Linked DNA regions of Homo sapiens: region 1 is linked to region 2. The links are chromatin contacts, found by Hi-C or POLR2A ChIA-PET in ENCODE. All regions are on one chromosome and are shown on one strand. Each heading gives the region's core, a stretch centred on a gene start or an enhancer-like site at or near the end of the contact. The rest is flanking DNA. Distances are from core to core; before and after follow the strand shown. Region 1 has its middle 170 kb from the start of HABP2. Region 2 overlaps TCF7L2 (transcription factor 7 like 2).

Region 1 (5,282 bases), core at 1,472-3,971, 330 kb before region 2:
ACTTAGCCCGATGAAGGGCCCTCACCAACATCAGCTCTCATCACTAACTCTTCCCCTTTCACCCTATCCTGCTCATCATAAAGAAGACCAACATCTGTGCTCCAGGGTTTGTGTGTGTGTGTGTGTGTGTGTGTGTGTGTGTGTGTGTGTGTGTGTGTGTAATTAAAGCGATCCCTAAACTTGAGAATTATTGAGCATAAATGCATTCAAACTATTCATATTTTCCATACTATTAAGATTTCCTGGCATATCAATCTTCTTTGTGGCAGAAATCAATAGTCACTGTACTTACTGAAAAAGGTCTCTCCAGACCAAAACCCCTGTGTCCCAGGGCTGGGAAATTGGCTCCTAGGAAATAAACTCTGGCCTGCAAACTTTTCCAGACTTTCCCCAAATCCCCAGTTGAGTAAAATAATGAGTCAGGCCCTCTAGGACATTGTCATACACCTTTTGGGGCAGAATAAAACACTTTAAAATAATTCCACAACTGAGGAAAAGGTATAAAGAAAACATCTGGGAGGGAGGAAGGGAAGTAATGGTTATCCCCAAAAGGGTAGGATGTCTGTAGGGGCAAGGATGGTGACTTTTAGTGCTTATACATTTCAGTAATGTTTGAATTTCTTACTACAGCTATGTATTATTTTACAATGAGAAATTTTAAACTGACCCCATTCCTAGGCTGGTGGGGATGGGGTGAGGAGGGTAACCAGTAGAAACTGCCCCCAGACCTTTCTTAACAGAGAAACTCTTAACTTTTCCTACAGGAAGCCCTTCCGGGTGCAATTCCTTATCTCAACCTCTGCAACAGTGCCTACCAATGTTATAGCACTTCATTCATTCAGCCTTTCATTTGTTCATCCACTCAACAGCTATACTTTGAACAAGGCCCTGTGGGAGGCCCTGCGAGGCAAAGACAAGACAAGCGAGTTGCCTGTCACACGGAGCATGGGCTGGCAAGGAGATCCATAGTAAACCTCCAGTCCTGCACTCACCCTTAATGGCATGTGCTTGGATAGAGATGAGACAAGGCCCAGAGGGGCACATGCTGGAGAAACTGAACCCCAGCCCAGAGGTCTGGGAAGGCGTCTCTGGGCAAGAGACCTTACAGCTGGGAACTGAAAGATGAGAAGCAGCACTGACCAGGTGAAAGGGGTGGCAAGACCAGGAGTGTCTGGGCTGAGCACCCAGGCAGGCACTGAGATGAGAAGAAACAGAGCTCACCAAGGAAAATTGAGGGAACTCAGCCTGCTGGAGAAAGGTCCAAGGAGAGATCAAAGAAGCAGGAAGGGCCAGATCACCTGATGCTTTGCAGAATGTGGGATTTTAAACTTTACCCTAAGAACAGTTCGAAGCCACTGAGATAGGTATCCCTGAGGACTCCATTTGTTCTCCACTGTTTTTGTTCACTTCCACTCTGACACACAAGCTCCTAGCTCCATGCCTGGCAATTAACAAGAGCCTAAAAATAATCAGCTGGATGGCTGAACCCAGTCACCCCAGGGAGGGAGAACCTGCAAGCAAAGACCATGACCGCACATCCGACATCTCACCTCTCTCCCTCCTTTTGTCTCCCCTGATCCAGGCCTGCAAGCTGAGAAGTGTACAATCCTCACAACAAGGAGTGATTGGCAATCAGGTGCAGAACTAAGCTATTTCTTTCACCACCACAGTCCTTCCAAAATGTTCCCAACTGGCATCAGATATTCTCATCCTGACCAGTGAGACAACCCAATGAAAACTGGTGACTCAGAAAGGGTAAGCATTTGTCAAAGGCTGTACAGCAAATCCCCGGGTGCTTGGCGAGTCATGTCTTGGCCAGTTGTCAAGGGCAGTGTCCCCTATGTCATTCCTCAAATACATATTTCTAGGCTTAATTATATGAATTTACATTTCTTTGGCTCAAAAAAAGTAGGTATAGGGGCATTTTCAATGCTGCACACAACTGAAAGTAGATTGAAACCATCCCGACCTCAAACAGAATGTCAAAGCAGTTGGGTTTCTGAGCAGCAACAGAATACTTTTTATAGAATGGGAAGTCAATTGAGAAATCATAAAAAATTAGAGTTGGGAAGGACCTCTGCGCTCACGAGGGTCAGGTCCCAGGGGCTGCTGTAGAATTGTTCCCTGTGGTGAAGGGTCTAATGTTTTGTCCACTCAAGTTTTAAATATCTCAACCAATAGCTCACCCCTGGGGACACCTCTCCACAGGGCAATAGATCTTGCTGTCAGGGCTTTTTTCCTGCTATTCAATCTCACTTTTCCTTTCCTCCACTTCATCCCATTTGTCTTTGGCAGTAATTTAGACAAGAGTGTGCTGACGTTTGAAAACGAAAAGCCCTGTCTTTGCCTTCAACCTCGTTTTTCCAGACCCTTCTACCTACGGAAACTTCAAGATCTGGCAGGGAGAGAGGGAGGGAATGAGGAAGAGAGGCAAACAAACAGACTGGCGTGGGTTCTGGAAGAAGCTATCAAAGGGCCAGCCCCCAAGGCCTTGAACCCACAGGTGTACAGGAAGAGAGGGCACTGCTGCTCCGGAATGTGCAGATTATAGAGGACCTGACTCTCAAAGGCAGAAAGTCACCGAGTTTTCTAGGCAGTCCAGAGCTCAGCCACCTCTTGCTATGACACATTAGACAGAAGGTGGCAGCATAGCACCAGGCTCTGTGTGCTCAGTGGCCCTGTCCATCGCAGCACACCCCAACTGTTCGGCTTCCAAACTCCACGAGCAACAAAACCCAACCGGCTGGAACGCCGGGCTTAGGCCAAGAGTGAGCTGCAAATCAAGGCCCTGGCCAGTTTTTTAAGTCAAATCCCAAACAGTTAGGATTGTGTGAGCACAGTCCATTTTCTCCCCAAGAACATCTTGCAGCCAGAATGGAATCCAAAAAAATAACTGCAGTCCTGAACAGCGGTGTTTGTCCAAGCTGATCTAAACACATAAACTTACCGTCTCGTCTGGTGTTTTGTGCACAAATTTTTGTGTTTAAAGACATCTGGGGTTAATGCTTTTTTTTTTTCTTTATTCTTTCTAGCCCTTGGCTATTTATTTCTGAATTTGTCTCTGGTTTTCCTGTTTCCCTTTGCTTATTTTTTACTTATTTGGTAGTGTTTGCATGTGGTTCTTCTGAAAGCAAGGATCCACAGGCTACGCATTTCTCACTTGGAGCTGAAGTCCTGCTGGGGAACCAATTATATGTCCTACCCACCAGGGAGAGTGTGATATTTTTTATTACTTTCTAATTTCAGGTCTTGAAATGGCTTCAGTGATCAGAACATTCTTCTGCTTAAGAACCTAAAGGGGCCAGTGAAAGGATGCTTTTGATTTGTATTTCATTTAGAATGGTCCATACTCAACCAAGTGTACTCCAAGGATTTCCATGGGGCCTCAGAGGCTTGAAGTGGGGAAAAGCAAGACAAAGACAACAACAAAACTTTCTCGCTGCTTGCCTTATCATACTGGGAAAATGCCGGCTACTTGGGGAAAGTCTTTCTTTGAGAAGTTGGTGAACTGAGAAAAAAATGGATAGAATTAGAACAAAACAATTTCACTGGATTCTAAGTCTATTTAAACTACAGTAGTAAATCAAAACCATACCTCTTTCTCATTACTCATGGCCCGATAGTAGAGCCTCCTAAATGCTTATTAAAGCAAAAGCAAGAAGTGTTTCATTTCTAAATACATTCACAGGAATCCCCAACAAGGTGGTTGCTTCTTTCTAACTGTTGTTTGTTTTATGCTTGTTTCTCTTCTTGAAAGAGTTATCATGAAACGGAAAGGCTTAAAAGGGGGGTGGGGGTGGGGGTGAGGGTCCAAATAGGCTCTAATGAGGAAGAAGGAAATAAAAGTCAAATTCTCCCCGAATGTCTGAATTTCTATTTATTTATCTTTGCAATAAGAGAGGATGCCTGACAATCCGGAACTGCTCTTGGATAAAACGAATCATACCAAACAGCTAACAACCCTGCAGAATAGCTCAAAGCCCAAATTATGAGCTATTTCAAATCCTTTCCACTTGCCATGGGGGTCTTGACTGAGTTTTTTCTTTTTTTTTTTTTTTTTTTTCTTTTTTTCCTGGCTCACATGCTTAGCCAGGAGGTGATTCTGAATGTTTATCTGAAGTATCTCCCTGATATTCTGGGGGGACTTTTCTCTCAAGCAAAAGCTCTGCTGAAAAGAGGAGCTTGTTTTAATTCTCATTAAGTTATACCCAGTATTGTGAACCTTTTACTAGTGAACAGTTAATTTTAGTGAGACGGACTACAAGAAACTGCCATATATAACCACGCTCAGTGACAACATTTTACAAAATGTGAGTCAAACATAAACATTTATGACTTTCTAATAAGCCAGCTACCATATTTGCTATTATATGACGCTCTGTTAAAACAATCTTTTCTACTTTTAAATAGAGATCCCATGAGAGCAAAAATGTTTATCTTTGTTGTGTATAGCTTCCTTAAGTACCATTTTATCATATTATTTAAAATTCAACAAATTAGCAGCCAGTATTTATTATTTAAAGAAAGGGTGTTTCTTCAAAGTTTGTCTGAATTAAAAATCACAAACCAATCCATCTCCCTTCTTTCCTTCCTTCTCTCTTTCCTTCCGTCCTTCCTTCTATTCATTTTAAACCCAGCAACTAGATTTTGTTGGGTTTAAAAGGTCCCTAAAAAGTTAGTATTCCTTCAGGAATAAATATTTGTAGATTACTTGAAATGGCCAGCTTCCTTGACTGGTCTTTAGGGAAAATACTCTTTGTAACTTTGACTAAAAAGACAATGTTCCCGATCAAAATATAATCTGGGTCTATACTGGCAAAGAGAGTTGAACCAATATGTAATGAATGGCAGCATAAACAAATGAATGAAGGAATACGCAGACAGGCATCAAGCAGAATCAAAATACTCAAAGCAGCCAGTTAACTGAGGCACTGAATTTCCTGGACAACTGTCTCAATTCCCCGGTTTGCGTGGAGGCTCTTGCCTATAACCAAGTAAGCACTTATGCTGCAACCTCTTGCCTCTTGCAAGAGACAACAGATTGTTAGCCTCTGGGAAGTAGCACTATTTCAATCAACCAATTTGGCATGTTGTGTTTTACAGTTTCTAAAATTAACACAGAATCCAAACAAAAACATGGCTGGTGTGGAACTATATACAGAGAACACTGTCATCTGGTTGCTTCGAATCTGTTCATTATCAAAATTAGCTGTCTTGTTTGTCCTACTCCCATTTTTGAATGCACACCATTAATTAACCAACCTGTCATTATGTGCTGGTAA
Region 2 (5,951 bases), core at 2,018-4,517:
GTATATATTCCCAGCCTGTCTTGTCTCCCCATGGGTAATCACCAAGTATGTGTTTACAGGGTAGGAGAGACAAGAGGAAGGGAGAGAAACCAAGCCAAATGTCTGGCTTCTCAGTTTGGGCAACCAGTGATCACTGTAATGATCATCACCTACTCACAGCAACTTTCCTCAAGTGACATAAAGGGATAAGAACAAATAAAAAGATCTTCATTTGTTATAAGTGGTTTGTGGTCTTCTGACATACACAGAGCAGATAGCATTTCAGTACTGGCCTCCTATTTCTGCACGCTTCCTGGAAAACGCAGAGTCTGGGAGATGTTTGGATGAGACCGCTCTGTAGAGGCCCAAGGCAGGAACTGTGCCCCAGGAAACCGCCCTCAGCTACCCACCAGGCAGCCTCTCCCAGCCTGCCCATCTGAGGCGATGACGCTTTTCCAAGTGGCAAATGAATCATGTCAGACCAAAAGCCATTTTAAAAGTACACTTTGTAAAAAACCCATGCTACAGCACATTTCATTTATTAATTATGCTATGGATTAGGGATCAAAGTGGTAGAAATCTCAGTGTACTCGAAATAAATGGCTTTTGTGGTTACCTAAATCCTCAGAGTCCCCTGGAATGTAATTCCTTAGGCAAAAACAGCTTCCCAGACTTCTTGCCCCCTCTCCCCAATAATATGGGGGAGGGTGATTACTCAGCATCAGACTTGCATGATGCAATTATTTGGGCTTTTAACGTTTCAGTTACATGAAATATGGAATTCTTCCTTTTGAACCGCCCTCCTGGAGACGGGTTTTTTGTTTCTATTATTGAGTCTCAAGCTCTTCCCCTTCTTTCTGTCCTCTACCCTCACTGCCCCACTTCCAATTAGATTCAAATTTAAAATAACATATAAAGATTTTGGGATTCAAACAAATCCCAAGTAATTCGCAAGAAGGCAATGAGGCGCGGTATTCAGCAACGAGCTTTGTGGTCAGAAAGGTCTGGATTTGAATCTTGGCTCTGCCACTTACTTCATAAATTATCTAACTGCTTTAAGCTCTGGTTTTCTTATCTCTAAAATGGGGATAAAATTGCTTCAAGGAGCCTGTTGCAAAGACTGATGAGATAAAATATAGAAAGCTTCTGTCCCAGAGTCAGGAGCCCAGGATCTCGGCTGTATGTGACCAAGAATTATTTATTGCCCTAGCACTTTCAAGTTTTCCAGATATAGGTCCAGTCCACAATTTTTGTATCTTGTTCTAAGTGAGTTGCTTAAAATCATATTTAAAGCCTAGTTTACAAATCAACCCCTTGCTTAGATTCCTACCAAAAAAACCTAATTTCCTTCAATGTGACTGTTAGAGAGCAGATGTCCACTCAAAATCAGAATTCCTGCACCAACTATCTGCAGAATTCGGAGCTACTTAGAGTGGGTACAAAATAAAAGCACAGAGGAAAATACAGATGAATTTGAGGGCATTAAAATTTAAAACTTCTTTCTTTCAAAACCCATCCAAAGCTAGGCACAGTGATGTGCACCTGTGGTCCCACCTATTCAGGAGGCTGGGGCAGGAGGACCTCTTGGTACCAGGAGGTGGAGGCTGTAACATACTATGCTCTTTCCTGTGAATAGCCACTGCAATCCAGCCTGGGCAATGCAGTGAGACTCCATCTCTAAAATAAAAGGTAAAAATGAAAACCCATCTAAAGCAATATTTTAAAACATCACAGCCTAGAAAAAGTATTTCCAACACATATAATCAAGTTTTCAACTTATATAAAGAGTTCCTATAAATCAATAACAGAAAACTATCTGATTCTTTAAAATGAAGAAGGCATTAAACCAGGCAAGCCACAGAGGAGAAAATAAACATATGACCAGATGTTCAACCTCAGGAGTCATCAAATAAAGGCAAATTAGGTAAGATGCCGTTGCATACCCAGCAAATTGGCAAAAATTTTAAGTCCAACAGGATCAAGCATTGGTGTGATTATGAGGAAAGAGTTTATATGCTGGTGATGGAAATACTCATTGATCCAATCAACTCATCCAGTTGTTCTGGAGAGCTTGACAATAGCATGTGAATTAAAATTAAAACCAGCAAACCAATGCCCTACCAATTCCTCTACTTTGGTATGAATCCTAGAGAAACTCATATATAGGTACCTACATACACTTGCCCAAAGGATGGTTATTACAGCAGAATCTGTAATCTTAAAAAACTGTAAGCAACCTAATTAACCATCAATACAGAAATAGAAAGCTGTAGTATATGCATACAATAAATACTACAGAGCAGTTAAAAAGAATGAGCTAAATTTCAATGTACAATGTTGAAAAAATTCAAATGTAATGTTGAATAAGAAAAGCATGCTGCAAAATAAAAATTTAAAAATAAAGAAAAAAATAAAAATAAAAGAAAACATGCTGCAGAATGTTATGTGGAATGTGAAGCCACTTATGTCAAAGTTAAAAACTACTAAGATTATTTATAATACATACGTTAATATAAATAGATGTCGAAAAGTATAAAAACCTGAACTCGGTTTTCATATTAATAACAGCCTGGGAGGGAAGATCATGGGCTAGGAGGGTGAAAAGATTAGTAATTGTTATTTTAGGTGGCAGGTACATGAATGTGTTTGTTATCCTTTGTACCTTTCTGTATTTTTTTGTTGTTGTTGTTTTAATTTTAAAAAAAGCTAGAAAGCAATCAATCTCTCCTGTCCTGGAGAACAGACAGAACAATCAGACACAGCCACTAAAAACAGGGAAGCCCACCTCTAACTTCTCTCCCCAAAGCTTGTCAGTGTGACAAACTTTGAGATAGACACCCTAAGGGGAACTGCCAAACATCATGGAAAACCCCAATACTCAAAGATCCAAATTTATACAAAAGATAGATTAGGGAGTGACTACACATAGCATTAAATGGTTGGTGATTTGAGAGAAATGCAAAAACCTTCCATCCATTGTAACTTACCAGAAAGATTTGTGATTTACCCACAAGTTTGCAGACACACATGGTATAAAAGGAGGTATAATTTAGGATGAATAGAAGGCTCATTGTGATGCAAATCTCCCTTTTTTGGTTCCTTTCTTTTGCCATGAGTTCATACCTTTTCCTCCTGGGAACCCACAAAGCCTCACTTCCTCAACAGGAACTAACAGCATCACAAAAGAATGACAGGCCTCCAGGTTCCCTGGTGTAGCCTGACCGGCACCAGCCTAGTCTGGTGTCCGGAAACCTGCCTCTCCCCGCCTGTATGTGTGCCTGATTAAGGCAGCATAACACTGAAGGGTGAGAGTCCTGGCTCCGATGTGAGACTCCTTGGGTTCAACTTCCAGCTTGCCGCCTCCCAGCTGTGTGACCTTGAGTACGTCATCCTCCCCTCAAGCCTCAGTTTCCTCATCTGCCAAATCGGGATAATAACAATAGCTCATTCATAAGGGCGTTGTGAGGATTAAACCTGACAACTTCATAAATTACTTAGAAAAGGCCTGGAGCTAGTGAGTGCTCAGTGAACATCCAGTATTACCATGATCGTGTACTTCTCTCTCCATTTCTCAAGGCATCAGTTCTGTAACGATCAAAATGAGGCTTTTATGTCACTAGACCTCTAAGTTTTCTTTCAACATGTGAATTCTGGGATTAAGTCTAATATTGAAAAGAAAAATCAGGAACAGGGGAGCTAGCATCAGGCAGAACCAAAGCTCCGGTCTATCATTTGCAGACTTTGTAGTAACTGAGGCTCCAGGACAGTGCATGACAAAAAGCTCCCAAAGCCTCATCCCTCAGCTTCTGTTCTGACCTCTGGTATCACACGCCTGCGCCCAGCAGGATCCCGACAATCCACACCCTTGCTACATATCCAGCAGGTTCTACTTTGCCAACTGAAAACTTCTGGAGGAAACTCACATAGGCATCCAGACACCACAGCACTTAGCCAAGCCCAACCCTGCTGGCCTCCGTATGCGGTGCTGGCCACCCCTAGAGTCTCAGCCCATTTCCCCCAAGCCAATGGCCCGCCCTCCCGCTCCTTGACAAATGTCCTCTCTACCCACTCACTTATTCCACACAGACGTCCAAACACGCACTAGCTCACCGTATGTCCTTACTGCCTCTCAATGGGTTACATTTTTCAAATTATGTTCCAAAACTTAACCATGAGATCGTTGGCATGAGAGCTGTGCCTGTGTCCCACGCCAGGCTTGAACTCACAGTGTAGCAGATGAATCAGGAAGAAGGCATCATGGGTTTGCACCAAAAAAAGAATCAGATAAAGAAGTTCGTTTGTATCTTTTTAAAAAGAACAAAGAACCCCTCTTCTTCCAAATTAAAAGTTTAGATAACATTGAAGTTATCACCCTCTTAGAAATATCTTGATTTTTGTATCATGCAATGTCTAATAGAAAGGTGGGAGGAAAAGAGAACTGTAGAGTTCACTGCTGAAGTCCAGTTTGAGTAACTCTCAGAAATACGACTAGATCCGCTGCAATCATTCACAGGTAGAATGCATAAAAATGAATCCGCAGTTCAAGCTTGGTCCATGTGTCATGTCCTCAAGATACATGGGTCATGGAGAGCAAAGAGACATCCCAGCCATGGGAGGAACAAAGTGGGATACATCAGGCCAGCTGAGCCACAGTCCAGCTCCTGAGCCTACGTCCTTTTCCTTGGGTACATCCTCATTCTGGGTTCGGATGAAAAATGTTCCTTTCTCCCATAATTTCATTTGGAACAAGTTTTTAAATGGTGAGTCAGAGAACTTTTGTTCACCAGGACATCTAAATGGACATTTGACAGGGCTCCGATAGATCCAGTAGGGGGCTCAATTTCTGACACTTTCCCAAAAGCTTGACTGCCTAAAACAGCAATGACAGCTGTGACACCTCTACAGCCTCTTACTCTCTCCTCTTTCAGCCTTGGCAGAAATTAATCCATCAATGCATCCTTCCCCTGGAGGCCCTGACACATACAGCCTCAGAATCTCTCTCAACACACTGCTCCCACAGACGCCACCCAGCCTGCAGGTCCAAGTACAAACCCTGCACTCGGCTCAGAGTCCTTGGATCAACACTGTAGCCTTTCGGGGCTGCAGGATCTTCTCACAATTTCTATGTGTCTTAAAGGAAAACGTACAGAACCTTCATCAAATAATGAAGTTGTAATAATCAGTCAAACAGAAATAAACAACTGTATGCTCAGCTTGCCACCAATTTTCCATGATTTAAAAAATAATGCTTCTAGTAATACAAGTAAGTGTTAGTAAGTAGAGGAGACTACACGATACAGGTTAAAGCGACACCTCCTTATTTATCTTATTACATTATTGTGACATTTTTCAACTAAAAGGGCAGTATTTCATACTATTAATTATCTAAGGATTCTTCAGTTGTCCCAAGGAGCAAAAATAAGAGAGATTTAGGGCAAAGAAGAGTATGTTAAACAGAAGCCAGAAAAGAAAACTCTGAGATACCAAAAATATGAAAATAAGAATTTCACAAAAATATCTAAAGTTCATTTTCAGAATTCCCCAGAACCACAGGACAGAATCATGGAAACTCCTTCTTTCATACCAGCCTCTCTTTAGAAATCATTTGTGGGGGATGATTGTGTATAATAAGTCTCCTTAAAACAGTCCTCAGACGACCACAAACCAACCTGTTCTTAAAGAAAGCATGCGTGCTCTGCTCTTGCAAGGCTCTATCTAAATAGCGATAGAAGAATCAGTTCATGTTCTAGCATTTTTAATTCAAAAGCATTAAAAATCCAAAAGAAAAAGCATGTCATTTTTTATTATAAACATAAAACTTGGCAAACTATTAGTTAGAATTCCTTTGGTTGTAAGGGACAGAAGACTATCTCCAACTTCATTCCTTACCAAATAGCCCAGGATTAGAACTGGCTACACAGAACTCCATGGTGCCATACAGGCATTTCCGCCTCACCCATTTTACCCTTCTA

What was found. Hi-C counts contacts between places; a loop is a spot of excess contacts on that map. ChIA-PET counts read pairs that join two places held with the same protein, here RNA polymerase II (POLR2A). Pooled maps may share reads with other maps.
Region 1: a loop to region 2 is called in a map of IMR-90, with 4 times the contacts of the local background. The contact joins two enhancer-like sites. A Hi-C loop is called at or near these places in 2 of 168 maps with a recorded cell type or tissue (IMR-90 and ascending aorta) and 7 of 50 pooled maps. POLR2A ChIA-PET finds 5 or more read pairs at or near these places in 1 of 52 experiments (H1).

The regions. Positions count from the first base shown.
Region 1 is chr10:113,382,695-113,387,976 of GRCh38, reverse strand. No RefSeq gene overlaps it. Among named protein-coding and RNA genes, the nearest start is that of HABP2, 170 kb to the left of the region's middle. RefSeq lists a silencer at 2,558-2,667. Within about 2 kb of position 2,721, at least 8 of the 41 ENCODE cell types and tissues checked have a DNase peak (open chromatin) inside an H3K27ac peak, as active enhancers do; they include ascending aorta, where a contact is called at or near this core.
Region 2 is chr10:113,051,292-113,057,242 of GRCh38, reverse strand. The region is part of intron 5 of TCF7L2 (transcription factor 7 like 2); the gene reads right to left. Among named protein-coding and RNA genes, the nearest start is that of SNORA87, 8.9 kb to the right of the region's middle. RefSeq lists enhancers at 1-391, 2,319-3,297, 3,298-4,276 and a silencer at 3,039-3,333. Within about 2 kb of position 3,267, at least 9 of the 41 ENCODE cell types and tissues checked have a DNase peak (open chromatin) inside an H3K27ac peak, as active enhancers do; they include ascending aorta, where a contact is called at or near this core.